Regions from separate parts of the Homo sapiens genome. Here region 2 is linked to region 1. Evidence: chromatin loops called from intact Hi-C (ENCODE). Cell type or tissue: PC-3. All regions are shown on one strand.

Region 1 (8,000 bases):
CCTCTTTCTCAGTTCAAACCCTTAACCACTGCTCATTTGTAACTTACTTTTCTGCCATCTGGAATCCCCAGAAAAAGATAAATCCCACTCACTGCCCTTCCACATAGGAGCTTTCCATATTTGAGAAGAGCAGGGTTACCCTCTGAGACTCCTCTCTCCAGGCTGCTGCCCGTGTCCTGGGGAAGCACGACCTCTCACCCAAGCAAAAAATCCCAGCGTGGCCTAATCAGGTGAAATAGTTCACAGGCGTCCTCTTGGCCACAGGGCTCCAATCGTAACAGGTGATGTCTACTATCTAATCATCAATTGAATCATACTGAGCTTGTAATCAACCCATAAATAGCTGGAGGTCTTATTCCTATGAATGTCTAAGCTTTTCTAAGTCCCTGTTCTTGCAGGGTTTGGGGCAGAACTTTCCTGCCTCTGTGATGTTTCACTTGTTTGATTTGGGTCATTGTGTCATCGATAGTGCCCCCATTGTGAACACCTGGGCTGTCTCCTACTGGAGACTTGCAATCCACTGCCATTTCTGTCCTTTAAAGAAGATGAACTCATAAAGGAAAGGCTACTCTAACCAGCCCTGAAATGTTTGTGAATTATTATATATGATTCTTATTAACAGTAGTACAGTATTCATTCATATCCTTTGCCCACTTTTTGATGGGGTTGTTTGTTTTCTTCTTGTAAATTTGTTTAAGTTCTTTGTAAATTCTGGATATTAGCCCTTTGTCAGATGGATAGATTGCAAAAATCTTCTCCCATTCTGCAAGTTGCCTATTCACTCTGATGATAGTTTCTTTTACTGTGCAGAAGCTCTTTAGTTTAATTAGATCCCATTTGTCAATTTTGGTTTTTGTTGCCATTGCTTTTGATGTTTTAGACATGAAGTCTTTGCCTATGTCTATGTCTTCAATGGCATTACCCAGGTTTTCTTCTAGGATTTTTATGATTTTAGGCCTTACATTTAAGTCTTTAATCCATCTTGACTTGATTTTTGTATAAGGTGTGAGGAATGGGTCTAGTTTCAGTTTTCTGCATATAAAGAAGACATTTATGCAGCCAACAGACATATGAAAAAATGCTCATCATCACTGGTCGTTAGAGAAATGCAAATCAAAACCACAACGAGATGCCATCTCATGCCAGTTAGAATGGCAATCATTAGAAAGTCAGGAGACAACAGATGCTCTAGAGGATGTGGAGAAATAGGAACGCTTTTACACTGTTGGTGGGAGTGTAAATTAGTTCAACCATTGTGGAAGACAGTGTGGCAATTCCTCAAGGATCTAGAACCAGAAATACCATTTAACCAGCAATCCCATTACTGGGTATATATCCAAAGGATTATAAATCATTCTATTATAAAGACACATGCACATGTATGTCTATTGTGGCACTATTCACAATAGCAAATACTTGGAACCAACCCAAATGTCCATCAATTATAGACTGGATAACGAAAATGTGGCACATATTCACCATGTAATATTATGCAGGCATAAAAAAGGATGAGTTCATGTCCTTTGCAGGGACATGGATGAAGCTAAAAACCATCATTCTCAGCAAACTTTCAGAAGAACAGAAAACCAAGCACAGCATATTCTCACTCATAAGTGGGAGTTGAACAATGAGAACACATGGACACAGGGAGGGGAACATCACACACCAGGGCTTGTTGTGGGGTGGGGGCTAGGGGAGGCATAGCATTAGGAGAAATACCTAATGCAGTTGATGGGTTGATGGGTGCAGCAAACCACCATGGCACATGTTTACCTATGTAACAAAACTGCACATTCTGCACATGTACCCCAGAACTTAAAGTATAATAAATAATTTTTAAAAAGTACAGTAATGATGAAAGAATTCTACTTTCTTCCATAAAAGTAGAAATAAATCTTTTCATTCTAAAGCTTAAATTTCTCCAATTTGAATTGAGTTCATATTTAATGATTGTAATATTATAAAATGCAAACTTAAAACTGAGTTTTCCTATTTGCTGTACTAAAAAAAATTTCATTAAATTTCTGTACTAATTAGTGGTAACTTGTACAATTTGTGACTGCTTTTACATTTACAAAAATAACACCACATCTAGTATCTAGAGCTTTCCTCAGTGTATTTGAATTCTCCCGTTCATATGTGTTTAATTTGCATGTAACCTACCAGACACATAACTACTATCTATTAGGGATCAGTAAAGAAAGGAAAACGTTTCTTAAATATATTTGCATATAAGCCTTTGATGACAAGCAGATGACACCTGCAAAATCTGGAAGACAAATATGGAACAAAGTTATGAATCTAGGAGTTTCCCGAAGACACTAGCAAATTGCCTACCAAGATGTCAGCAGCAGGCAGTACTTAAGTCAAATTAACCTAGGCCACAATCTGTGCCAGGACCCTTCAGGCTCAAACTCTAATTTTCTCTGTGCGCTGAAGCAGATGTGCACCTCAGAGATGGACTCACTTCAACAAAGACCTCATAGAGCCTGGCGGGTTTTGACTACCACCTGCCGATAGCTCTCAAAGTTCAATAACTACTTTCCAACCCTCTTCAAATAACTAATCCTCCAGGGCTATTTGTGTGTGGTCAGTCTGCTTCAGAGTACCATGGGCTCCTTGGAATTGCTTTGTCCAAAGTAGAAGTCGTTCTTTCTCTCTCAACTCCTGTGTTCTCCTGCACACACAGTCTTCCTGGGAGAACACCATTTGCTCACTCCCTCACACCAGCTCCCTGGGGACTTGCCTGACTACTCCCTTTCTCTCTTACTAAGTTTGTCCATTATGCCTTCTAATAGTTCTCCAATATTCCATCTCATATTCATTCTTCTATGATTAACCTTGCTTAAACTGTTGTCATAATTTCTGTGACTACAACATAAATCTTCCAAATGGATCCTATCCTCCAAGTCTCTTTGCTCTATCCCTGAGTTGTCCAATACACTAGCCAATGGCCATATGTTGCTACTGAGCACTTGAAATGTGACTGGTGTAACCAGTTATCTGAAGTTTTAGTAGTATTTAATTGCATTAAATCAAGAAAATATAGATACTGAATTCAGTTGTTAGAAAACTTAAGAATCTCTGGTTGAGCATGGTGGCTCATGCCTGTAATCCCAGCAGTTTGGGAAGCCGAGGCAGTTGGATTGCTTGAGCTCAGGAGTTTGAGACCAGCCTGGGCAACATAGTGAAACCCTGTCTCAATCAAAAACACAGAAAATTACCTGGGCATGGTGGCATGTGCCTGTGGTCACAGCTACTCGGGAGGCTGAGGTGGAAGGATGACTTGAGCCCAGGAGGTGGCAGTTGCAGTGAGCCAAGATCACACTGCCTCACTCCAGCATGGGCAACAGAGCCAGACTCTATCTCAAAACAGAAAAACAAAAAAACAAAAGAGAGAGAAAAAAACCCTTTCAGAATCTCTGAAAAACTCCGGCATGTGAATGTACTCTTCAACTTTAAATTTAATGAAATCTAAACACAGATCGAGTAATTGTGATGAGTTTAGCATCTGTAAATAAAAATATGCTTTATGTGTAAAATACATGCAAGGTTTCAAACACCAAGTACAAGAAGAGTAAGTGTAAACTATCATTAATAAATTTGTGTACTGATGACATTTTAAATGACAAAAGTTTGAATGTATTGTGTTAAATAAATTACATTATCACATTTATTTCACTTGTTTCTTGTGGCTATTAAAGAATTTTAAAATTGCCTTTGTGGATCACACAATATTTCTATTGTTTGTTTCAACCAATCCATGTTCCACCTCTCAATCCATTGGCTGTCTCTCGATCCATATTCCACCTGCTACCAGCAAGTGAAGTGCTCTGCTGACTCTTCACTTCCTCCTTCCTGACATCTGCCTGTGGAATAGAGCCTAGTGTTCCCTGAAGCCTGACTTCTCTGCCCTGCCCTGGGCACTGCAGGTGGAAGTTTCCACATCACAACTCGAAGGCTACTAGTGGAAACACTTCCTCTCCCAACACCACCCCCCGCATGGGGCACTCTACTTAGAGGGTTGCTTTTCTGTCCCCTTCTCTGCCTCAAAGTCCTTTCCTATTACTCCTTTAAGGCAAAATAAAACAAAAACACAAAGCTGGCCAAACTGTATTTGTCATTTTAGAACCAGCTCAAGGGTGTCATTTTCTCCAAAGTGCAGTTGGTGCCACTACCTCCTCCTTGACAGGTAGATCATTGCCCTGGGCTGTGTCCCACTGGGTCGCTTTCCAAAGTAAGTCATAGTAACACCTGCATGCTATCTTTCTCCCCTACCAGGGAGCTCACTATCTCAGAAACCCAGGAAGCTCCTTTCTAAGGAAATACTTGGATGAATAAATGAACTCAACAGCAATGCCAGTGTTACTAATTCACAAAGATAAACAAAAATCCTCCTGCAGGTTGGAATGCACAGTGGTTTGACCAGGCATTTTTTTCCCATATTTGGAAAACTGGCAAAAGCAAGGCTTTATGAGATACAGGATCAGAAAAAAATGAGAGCAGGTAATCTAAAAAGCGTGGTCAGGGCAGTACAGCTGTGGTTTTTGCAAAGTAGCAATTGCTGTCCATGGGTCAATTGTCTTATCTGCCTCTGCCACAACTACTGTCTTTTCTCTGTGTTCATGGCAATTCCCTGACTCTTTGGCCAATGCATTATCTTTAAAGATATTTAAACATATACAATCCAGCCTTGTTAGCCTGAGGTCCATTCTGCCTTTTCTGAGTAGTTTTTTATCAACCTACCACCTGAGTCACTAACCACTTACTATAAATTTACATCAATCACATTTCCTCCATTCCTGAGTTTATGTGGCCACGTGATAAACAGGCTCATACATTGGTGTGTCTCATCGCAATTTTTAATGTTTAAAAAAAGGGTGTAAATGCTTAAAATCATATTTTCTAAATAAGTGAAACAAATGTTAAGCTTTTAAAAAATTTCGATTTCTTACTTACAAAATTTATTTGTTCTTAATTGCTGAGAGTTTGAAATCTGTGCCTGTCTGAATCTTTCATTCACATGGACATAGACATTATCATCCAACATGAAGTGACAAGGCATTTGACAGAGTGAACATGGAGGAAGGCCACTCTTATCAGTGTGAAAGATAGTTGCATCCTATGAGGATAGAAGACACAGAAGATAAAATCTGAAATACAATAAATATGCACTTGTTTATATTTTTCTCTTCTATAATTACCATAGTGACCTCTTACCTGATAAAAATGTCAACAGAGATGGTAGAAGATGGGTCTCAGCTGTGCTCTCAACAGATTCAACATGCAGAAAACTAGTTTTCAGGGTCACAAAAGTTTAACTCATTTAATGAGCTTATTCTTACATGCCATTATTGAATTAAAAGCATGATTTAGTACTGCAGGGTGGAAAAAAGCAAACTGCATTGCTTTGACAGATAAATTCCTCTCTAGCTTCTTTTAGCAATTCCTAGCATTTGGAATCGCTTCCTATTTAATATTTTTTGTTGTCCTTTTTCATTTTTATTCTCAGTAGTCATTCTAAATGTCTTTTTAAACTCATAATGATTTAAACTCCTAGGAGGCTGTGTGAACTTTGACAAATGACTCAACCTTCCTGGATGTCAATTAAACACTACATATTTGCTGGGCTTTAACAATCTAAATAAGATTTTATTCTTCCTTTACAGATACCTTGACATCTCTTATTCTTCCACGTCTTCATAAATTGTATGTCTAACTTTCTCTGTTGGGATGTTTGCACCAATAACACAACAGTGGTTCTCTGACTTGAGTGTGCCTTAGAATGAGCTGGAAGTCTTGACACAACGCAGGCTGCTGGGCCCAGTCCTGAGGTTCTGACTCACTAGGTCTCGGGTGGGGCCTGAAAACTCGTGTTACTCACCAGCACCCAGGAGCTGCTGATGCTGCTGATGTGGCTACCACAGTTTCAGAACCACTGCAATACAGACATCTTCTCAAGGGTGCAGAACACAGAGCTTAAAAGATGTTTGCATGCTTTACAAACATATTAAGATCCAAATGTCCATAAAGAAAGATGTTCATCTCCTTACCTTTTAACTGATGTCCAGATCACCTATTCAGGTTATCTTTGGACTCGGAGATGAGGTGATACATGTGGAGAATTTTCAAACAGTAAAAGCAAGTGATATGCATGGAAGGGAACATGACCATCAGTAGCCAGTCATGACTAATTCTGAAATTTAATCTTTCAAGGCTCCCTCATTCCTCCTTTTGTCTTTGACTCTGCTCTTCTTACCTGCCGGGTGTAAAGGCAAACAGCACCTCTTTGAGCTCAGATGTGTTCTTTACTGGCTGGGAGGCCATGGGCACCTTACCTCAGTTCTCCCAGTGGAAGAACTCCCATAGAGACACTAGATGGTTTGTGAGGGAACCCCAGCTTTGATTTCATGACTCCTGCATTTGTATTTTTAAGTATAAATTACTGTCAAGTAAACTCTTCTTCACACAGAATGTGAAATTCATCTATCCTTCTGCCCACTCATGCATTTATTTATGTATTAATTTAAGAAATATTGATTGATGGCCAGGTATGGTGGCTCACACCTGTAATCCCAGCACTTTGGGAGGCTGGGGCAGGTGGATCAGTTGAGGTCAGGAGTTCGAGACCATCCTGGAAAACATGGTGAAACTCCATCTCTAGTAAAATTACAAAAATTGGCTGGGTGTGGTGGCACACATGCCTGTAATCCCAGCTACTCAGTAGGCTGAGGCAGGATAATTGTTTGAACCCAGGAGGCAGAGGCTGCAGTGAGCAGAGATCATACCACTGCACTTCAGCCTGGGTGACAGCAAGACTTTGTCTCAAAAAAAAAAAAAAAAAGAAAGAAAGAAAAATATTGAAATATTGATTGATTATCTGCTTACATGTAGAAAATATGTGCTTTGGAATTTTAAAATATTAAGAAGAAACTTCACCTTTAGCTTTATTAGACTTAATTGCGAGTATTTCTATTCTTTCTTTAATCTCTCAATTTTAATGATTTTGACATTTGAAGCTGGGATCATCTTACTGGATCTCTCATCATTCTGTCACCTTAAATTTAGCAATATGATTATCTTCTCCAATGACAGAACATTTCAAGTGGGAACTGAGCCATGGCAGAGCTACAGTGTGTTGGCATGGCCCCCTTCCTTTCACTATCATCACCATTGTCATCATTGTATGGTTTAATATCTCAACATACATAAAAGCAAATAACGGAGCTAGCATCCTGCCCATTTTACCCCTGAGATGTTCCAAAATTCTGTGTTTAAAAACCTGTAAAATGAATGATTCAACATCTGTGACAGTCCTTTTATCTGCTGGTTTAGAAAGCACAGTAGTACTTTCCTGTCTCTCTAAGAGTTAATTTGTGCAAGCTGCTGGTATCACTTTAATATATATTTTCTGTCCCAAACAAAACCACATGAAGATCCCGTTCTAAATTTTGCCAGGGACCCATGTAAAGCTTCTCAACTCACAGATCATAGCCTCCAACATTCTGTTTTTGGAAAATTCTTCTTGATTTATGAGAGATGCCCAGTACTGGTTTTACTAAGATGTTGGCCAGGATGAAAAGAGTAACAACAACAACAACACCTATCAGAACGTGCTTTCAAGTTTCTAAAAGATTAATAGTCATTCTCACAGTCTTCTCTCTTCATAGAACTATGAGGTTGATAAATTTTCTGGCTTCTCCCCAGAGAAATAACTTGGTCAAAACACTCAGGAAGGGGTAAGCCAAAACATCAACTTGGATCTTTCCATCCCAGACCTTGTACTAAATGAAGGAAGTAAAATAGGATCAGGTGATTCTCTTTTTCATATTGTCTCTGAGAAAAAGTAAGTGAAATAAACTTAAGTTTTGGGGACCTGGACACTAATCAGCTTGTTTTTGTTTTGGTATTTTGTTTTTTAATTACAGATGTTTATTATTTCTTTCATTATTTCACCAAACCAAGTTTTTCTTAAAACCAAGATCTATTGCCTTGGTCTA
Region 2 (8,000 bases), 61 kb after region 1:
CACTGCAAGGTTGTAGAATCTTTTTACAGCTTGCAGTCAAGTCATGGACTCCAGTATCACCACCTTCAGCCTCTTGTAAAGATCCTTATCAGGGACTATTAACTAATCTTGTGCTGTTGAGTTACAGGCTTTGACTGCTGGGTACACATATCTCATCTAAAGAAGGCACCAACTCCTGCCATTATCTGACGCCAAACTCAAGTTAACCAAACCTTGTCTTAGACCCAAGCAAAGGTGACAATCAAAGTAAACTGCTTTCATGAGGACACAGGGACAGGACTCTGTTCAAAAACATTAAGACTCATTTCATAATTTTGCCTCTATTTGAATAAATATAATTTATTCTGTGCCTTGATACTAAGTAATTTATATGTTTAGCTACCTGTGAGCTTCCTTTCCTGTCATTTCTTTTTTTTTTTGAGACCGAGTCTCACTCTGTTGCCCAGGCTGGAGTGCAGTGGTGTGATCTCTGCTCACTGCAAGCTCCGCCTCCTGGGTTCACGCCATTCTCCTGCCTCAGCCTCCCCTTTCCTGTCATTTCTAAGACTAGGCAGGGATTATGACCTTTCTGTTTACATTGCTGATTCTTTATGTTGTATTTTACCTTCAGAATTCAAAACTATTTAATCCCTCCAGGCTCAAGGACTATAATGGAAAAGGCGGATATGTGAGATTGCAAAGGCTGATTTTGAAGGAGAAAATTACTTCAGACCCCCTAAATCAAGAATGGGCACACAGATTCCTAAACAGCTGGCAAACCAAGGGACTTTGCCTCCTTGGTCATTATATGGTCCCTTTCCATCCATCCCAACCATAAAGAATTTCTTGTCCCAGGAAATACATATACTATACATATATATATATATGATATCTATATGATATATATCATATATATGATATCTATATATCTATATGATATCTATATGATATATATATATGATATATATATATATATATCAGCCACCTTAAAACAAATTACTGAAAAGACCACAAAAAGCATTATGGCACAGCAAAAGTCTCTAAATTCCTTAGTTAAATGGTTTTAACAAAATGCTGTGCTTTGTATAGCTAATTTCTATGAACCAAGATTACAGTAGCTCAACTCGTAGAACCTATAGATGATAGATGATAAGTTAATTTTATAACTTTGCTTTTTGGCTTTTGATTTTTGGCTTTCATATTACTTAGAAGGGCTCTGAGAATTAATGAGTGCCTGCTCACCTCCATTCTCATCTGGCCTGAAACTATTAATTGGCTACAAGTCTTTTGACTCTAAGCCCCTTGGCCACAGGGGTCTCCCTGAGGGACATGAGAGACTTGGGTTAGGTAGCACACCACCCCAGCATCAATATGGAATAAAATAAAAGCTAGGCCATTGATAGTGCTTTTGGTATATCTTGACCCAAAACAGGGAAACAACCACGGAAAAGATAAAATCTTAAGCCCCCGTTGACTAAATGAACCCCTCCTTTTTGACCAAGGAAATCCCCTGAAAAAAAATCCTGAAAAATTAGTTCAGGCCATGAAAGGAAGGGGAGGGTTGAATGTGCCTTGTTATACCCTTCCCCATTTAAACTTTAGGCACAACTGAGCAGCATTAACATTTAAATAGAGACCATAAGACTGACAAGACAGACTCTTTGTGGCAATAACATACCAAATTATAACCAGGACCTAAGACCATGCCAGGCAAGGGTTAAGTCACACACTCCTAGGCTTAAAAAGTATACTCTGTTCTAACTGCCACAAGGTTTATCTTCTTCTCAAGCAGCCAAACAAGCACTGGCCCCAAGATAAGCAACGTTAAAACAAATGGCATCTCTTCTAGATGCTGACTAACTGACCCCAGCCCCTATTCCGCCAGCTATAACTGCAGCTTTAATTAGACAAAAGACTGATTTCAGTGACTTTATCCAGATAAAAAGACCACAGACCATGGCCTAATTCTGGCTGGTTTACAGAAATTAAGCCCTTTTGTAATTAGATCTATTTGTGTCCTAAATAGACCTATTGATGTACAAGACCTAATTTTAATATATTTAGACGTTAAGTCTCCACCCCAAAATAAGCATGGGCCATATGTTATACAGATGTTTATTCAATACACATGTGTCAGGACCACCTCCGTAAATATTCATAGCTCCCCCTGCAACCTGTTAAAAATGTGTGTTTAATCAACCTGTTGTGATATCTCCACAGGAGCTCTGAGTACAATTAACAGTGGGAAACAAACTTATTGACTTACTTATTGATATCAGGGTCATATATTTTATAGTTATTACTTGTCTATCCCCTGACTGAAAACGAAACAGAACAAAAATGATGACGATTGCAGGAATGTCAAAGAAAGTATGAGTCATCCTTTTCTTGCAATGTTTAGATTATCATCTTAGAGACCACAGTAAACACACAAGAAACCCTGAATGTTGGGTGTATATTCAAAATAAATTGGAAAACATCTCTGCCCTCCAGGACATGAATGAACAAATTAATGCAATGCCCAAACCTATGATGTTACTAAACCAGTGGTTCTCTTTTTTGTTTGAGTCAGGACCCTCCTGGTGAAAAAAAAAAAAAAAAAACTACTCATCATTCTGGCTATGTTTCTAGGAATAGGCCATACTTCTTTACTGTGGGTTATGCTGTTGCTATACAACATACATAGGGTTACAGGATCACTTTTCCCAGATCTTACCCCCTCATCCAATGATGCTTTGACATGTTACCCCTGTGATCCCAGGAACACAGAAATATTTCAAACTCCAAGAAAGTAAGTTCCATTCCTCAGGCACCTAGCAAGGCCTGCAGCCAGCAGGAAGTAGTCAGAATGAAGTCGACACCCTGATACCCCGTAGAAATGGAATGGACATTGACAGTGGGAAGTTTGTAATCTATATGGCCAGTTTGCTAGCTTACTCTATATGTGTGGACTGTTTCTGGGCTCTTCATTTATTCCATTGATCTATTCTTCCATCCTTTTATCAACACCACAAAATCTTAATAATGTAATTATCAAATAATTGTGAATGTCAGCTGATGCAAAACCTACTTCCTTTACAAGAAGATCTTTGTCATTCTTGGCTGTATACAATATAATACTATATCAATTATAGAATCATCTCATTATGTCTCTCTGTCTCTCTTTCTCTCTCCTCTCTCTCTCCCTCCCTCCCTCTCTCTTTCACACACACATACCAATGCACACACGTGCACACTCACATGCACACACACACACACATGCTCACACACATACACACACATCCTGCAAAGATGTTTATTGTTACCTCACTAAATCTACACATTAATTTGAAGAAACTTAACATCTTTTCAATGTTGTGTCTTTCTAAGTGTAAACATAATATTTAGATATTCTTTAATTCATTCCAGTAATGTTTTATGTATTTTTTTTCTAGAGATCTTGTTTCTACTTTGTTAGACTTATTCCTTGGTATTTAACATAATTGAAGTTATAAATGGTATATATTTTACTTATTTGTATACGGACATTCAAATCTATAAACATCCTTTTAAATTTTGCTTTAACTTTATTCTAGAGGTTTTGATATGTAGTGCCTGGCACATGATAGGTGGTCAATAAGTATCTGTGGAATTCTCATTATAAGGGTTGAGCAGGTTGACCTCTGAGTTCATTGTCAGTTATGACTATCTAGAATTTTTGGATGTTGTAGTTATGTCAAGTTTTCTATTACATAGTTAAATGTAGGAAAATGCCCAACAACCATGGTTGCATTTTGGTATTTATTTAACTTCTTAAAACTTGTTATCACCATGGTGTTGAAAAAAAATTCTTTTGAGCTTTTTCACTAATCAAACAAATGAGTCACTAAAGAGGCTGGTGATGAGTCATCTGAATGCAAGCATTTATCCCAGTTATGCAAATGAAAGATCTGATTAGAGTGGTAGATCCAAAATCTGAGTCCCAAAGTTCACCAAGGTGAAACACTTTTAAAACCTCAGAGTGGTCGTCAATTTATTAAAAATTTAGTTATAAGATAGATGACTACATCCATGATTAGGAAGATTAAGGGACAATTTAGTGCTTCTATGGTCATTTTATCTATAAGCTTTCTTTTGACCCAAGCTCTCCTTTACAGCAATGAAATACAATATGAATAATATTCACTTGTGAAGTCCACAAAAGATTTTGTCTTTTCTCATGCCATACAGGTGGCCCAAACCAAATTCATGGTTCTCCCTCAAATCACCACTATCCTCCCAGTGACTCAGACTTTTAATTTCCTTGATATTCTGTTTAGTTAACAATGAAAATTAGTGTTTTAATTATACAGGTTTAAAAATGATAATACGGCTGATCGAAGTATAAAGAGATAAAAATCACTTGAAATTAGACCATCTTGAAATAAATACTGTAAACATTTTGGTGATCATTTATTCATGCACATCTTTATATGTTTAAATCACCATCTTCATATAATACTTTCTTTTTGTCTTGGACGTATTTTACTTTTTTATGGCATTACCCCTCTCTCATTCCTCATCACATGCATCAATATCTCCAAATCACCAGATATACAATGTTAACAGCAAGATGTGTATCCTTCCATAATATTCTTCATCAAATGAATATATGTTCATATACAGCTTTTTCATTGTCTTGTGTTTATTTAAAAACAAAGAATATATTCAGAACTCTAAAACCCAGTAATAAGGTAACAAACAACCCAATTAAAAAATGGACAAAAAATTAGAACAGATACTGAAGAAGGTACTAAATAGATGACAAATAAGCACATGAAAGAGATGCTCAATATCATTAGTCATTATGGAAATATAAAGAAAAATCACAATTATATACTTACTAGAATGATCAAAATTGGAAACAATGACTACAAGGGTGCTGACAATAATGTGGAGGAACTGAAACTCTAATCCACAGTCTGTGGAAATATAAATTGGTACAATCACATTGGAAAACAGTTTAACAGCTTCCTATAAAGTTAAACATCCACTGACTATATGATAGTCTTCTCATTTGTAGGTATTTTTCCAAGGAAATGAAAGTATATGTTCATGCAAAGACATGTACAGGAATGTTCAAAGTAGCTAATTTTGTAATAGTTCAAAAGTCAAAGCAACCAAATGTTCATCAAGTGAATGGATAAACAAATTGGGTTGTGTCCACACAATGGAATACTACTCAGCAATAAAAAGAACTCTGATAGAAGCCAAATGAATAAATCTCAAAATATGATGAAAGAAGCAACACAAAAAAAGTAAATACGATTCTATTTGTATAGAATTCCAGAAAAATTGGAAATAATCTACAAAAAGGAGAAAGTAGTGGTTCCCTGGGGATGGAAGGGGCTTTGGAAGGGCAAGATGGAGAAATTACACAGGGACATGAGGACATTTTCAGTAGTAAAAGATATGTTCATTATCCAGAATGTGTTGTTGGTTTCATGGGTACACATATGTCTCAGAAGTTATCAAATTGTGTAGTTTATTATGTGTAGTTTATTTAAATATACAAAAGTCAGTTTATATATATATATATAACTCCTTTTAATTGGCATATGACATTCAATTGCATACATGTTTCATAGTTTATTTAAATACTTCTCTACTGATGTATATTTATATGTTCCCAGAGTTTTACCACCACACTAGTGATTACATATATACATATATAATATATATACACACACACATATACAAGTGTGTGTATATATATATAGAAACTATATATACACACACCAGCACACATGGATAATAGCTATATAATTATCTATTTATAATATCTAGCACTATTTATACAGTAGAGCTTTTAATTCTGGGAAACAGATTGCCAAAACTAATATATTTCTTTAATTTCTGTGGTATGATAGATCATGTTTCCAAAAGGTTGTCACTATCTATCACTCCTCTGCTAATAGAGAATATGCTTTTAATTTATATACTCAATAGATATAATTTCAAAAATATTTTGCCAAACAGAAGAATATAAAATAATATTCCATCATAATTTTAATCTGCATTCAATTAAAATCAGTAACTAATAACATACCTTTATATACATTGGGCATTAAGATCTGTTATTGTATTTTTATTTTTCTAATTTTATTCTGCGTCCATAACCCTATTTAGTTGTTTGCTTTAAAAATCAATTCATATATGTTCTTTGCATATTTTACATATTAATCTTTTATCAATCTCTGTATTAATCTTTTATCAATCTATGTATCTATGTGTCTAAATATTTTTTAAACTCCATCATTTGTTATTGATTTTCTCTGGCATAATTTGTCATATTTTAAATTCTACAGAGTAAAATATGTGAATTTTTTTTAAACAATAGTTTTGAAGTTTCTTTCTTGGTTTGAAATATTTTCACACACATTTAGGATAAAAATACTTTGAACTTTTCTTGTTATATAGTTATTAAGGTATAATTGATGTATAATAAACTACACATGAGAAGCATATAATTTTATAAGTACTGACTCTTCTATGGCTTTAATTATTTAACATTTTTATTAGAATTACTTAGTTCAACATCCAGAGATAAACATGGAATTATAATTTCTTATTTTGATAGCCAACAAAACTTTCAAAAGCCATAAAATCCTTAGGAATACTTTTAGCAGAAAAGATATACCTAAAAAATAAAAATATAAACTTATATTTCTTGTTAGATGAAAATAATTGAGAAATGAATACATGAAAAGACCTAGTATTCTCTTATAAAAAAAGATTCAGAAACTTCTATTTCAAAATGAATATATAAATGAAATTTTATATAAATTGAAATAGGTTCACAATTTTAGTTTGAGTATTATTTTTTAAATGAAATACAATGATATTAGCCTCTATGAAGAAGAGCCTGACATACAACTGAAACAATATGAGGAATAATAGATGATCTTCCCCCTATGGTCACTAAAATATAAATACAGAGTAATCAAAGAGTATGTTATAGACATATCTCCAGACATATGAAGTAGAATGGAAATAAATATCTAGAAATAGTAATGAAACCTATATGAAAATACATTATATGACAAAGCATGATTTTAACTTGAAAAATATTGCAGGGCTCAGCTGAATATTCATCAGGAAGAAAACTCCTTACCTCACACCATATACAAAACTAACATGTCAGATCCACTCTTAATTTATCATTTTCCTTTATAATCCATGAGCCATATATCATCAGGAAAGTATGTATGCAGGTGTGTATGTATGTATGTATGTATCTATCATCTGTCTATCTCTCTGTTTATATATTAAATATAAACTTTGATGTCAGAGAGCCCTATGTTCAAATTCCAGATCTATTAACTTTCCTTGTATAAACTAGGAAAAGTTATTTAAGACCTTTAACCTAGTTCTTTCAACTGTATAGAGGGATAATAATGCTTATATCACGTGATGTTTGGGAAGATTAAGTAATATAACATGGCTAAATTGTAACTGGTTTTGGCAGAGAAATTACAATCAACAAAAATCATTTCACTCTACCTCTTTCCTAGGATAGCTTAATCAATTGTAAATTACTTATCATATCTGTCCATTTCTTTGTATTATTAGGATATTGCTCATGAGAAGTTCTCCTTTTAATTCCAACAGCTTCTAGTGTCTTTGCCTCTGGTGTCATACTGATAACTACCCCAAGACAATCTCCTAATGCAGACATATGTTGATCTGAGTTTCTGGGCAAACCTTTATTTCTTGCTTCTTTGTCCCCTTCCGTGACACCAAAACCTTCAAGAATATAGAAACTGAGGATCTCCCACATTCCAAAAAGAATAAAAGAAGCAGCTACATTTTATTTTCTCTTAAACCTCAAATTGTGCTGACTCAAGAAAACGAGATGTACACTGAGGCTTCTGATATAAGATTCCAGTGAGCAGAGGTCAGGACTGTACCCACCTTACTGCTCATGTTGTTGCCAAAAGCATTATTCAACTCACTTTTGGTTCCAAAAGGCATACAATAAAATAAGTTTCAACAAGTTTGAA

The links. A loop is a pair of places that touch in the nucleus more often than their neighbours do. Peaks named below come from ENCODE experiments on the same cell type or tissue, not always from the same donor. Only the 100,000 strongest peaks of a DNase experiment are listed, where the experiment ranks them.
Region 2: a loop joins it to region 1, with 5 times the contacts of the local background. A loop is called at or near these places in 3 of 110 quality-filtered maps.

Annotation. Positions count from the first base shown.
Region 1 is chr7:46,481,199-46,489,198 of GRCh38, forward strand. It overlaps LOC105375266 (a long non-coding RNA gene), which reads right to left and starts at 380. Exons shown (of 4, transcript NR_187896.1): 1 at 48-380. In PC-3, a CTCF peak has its summit at 4,401; DNase peaks (open chromatin) are centred at 4,543, 4,723 and 5,863; H3K4me3 peaks cover 382 bases; H3K27ac peaks cover 3,219 bases.
Region 2 is chr7:46,542,186-46,550,185 of GRCh38, forward strand. No RefSeq gene overlaps it. Among named protein-coding and RNA genes, the nearest start is that of IGFBP3, 620 kb to the left of the region's middle. In PC-3, no CTCF peak of the experiment used is centred here; DNase peaks (open chromatin) are centred at 2,396 and 3,836; H3K4me3 peaks cover 405 bases; H3K27ac peaks cover 3,422 bases.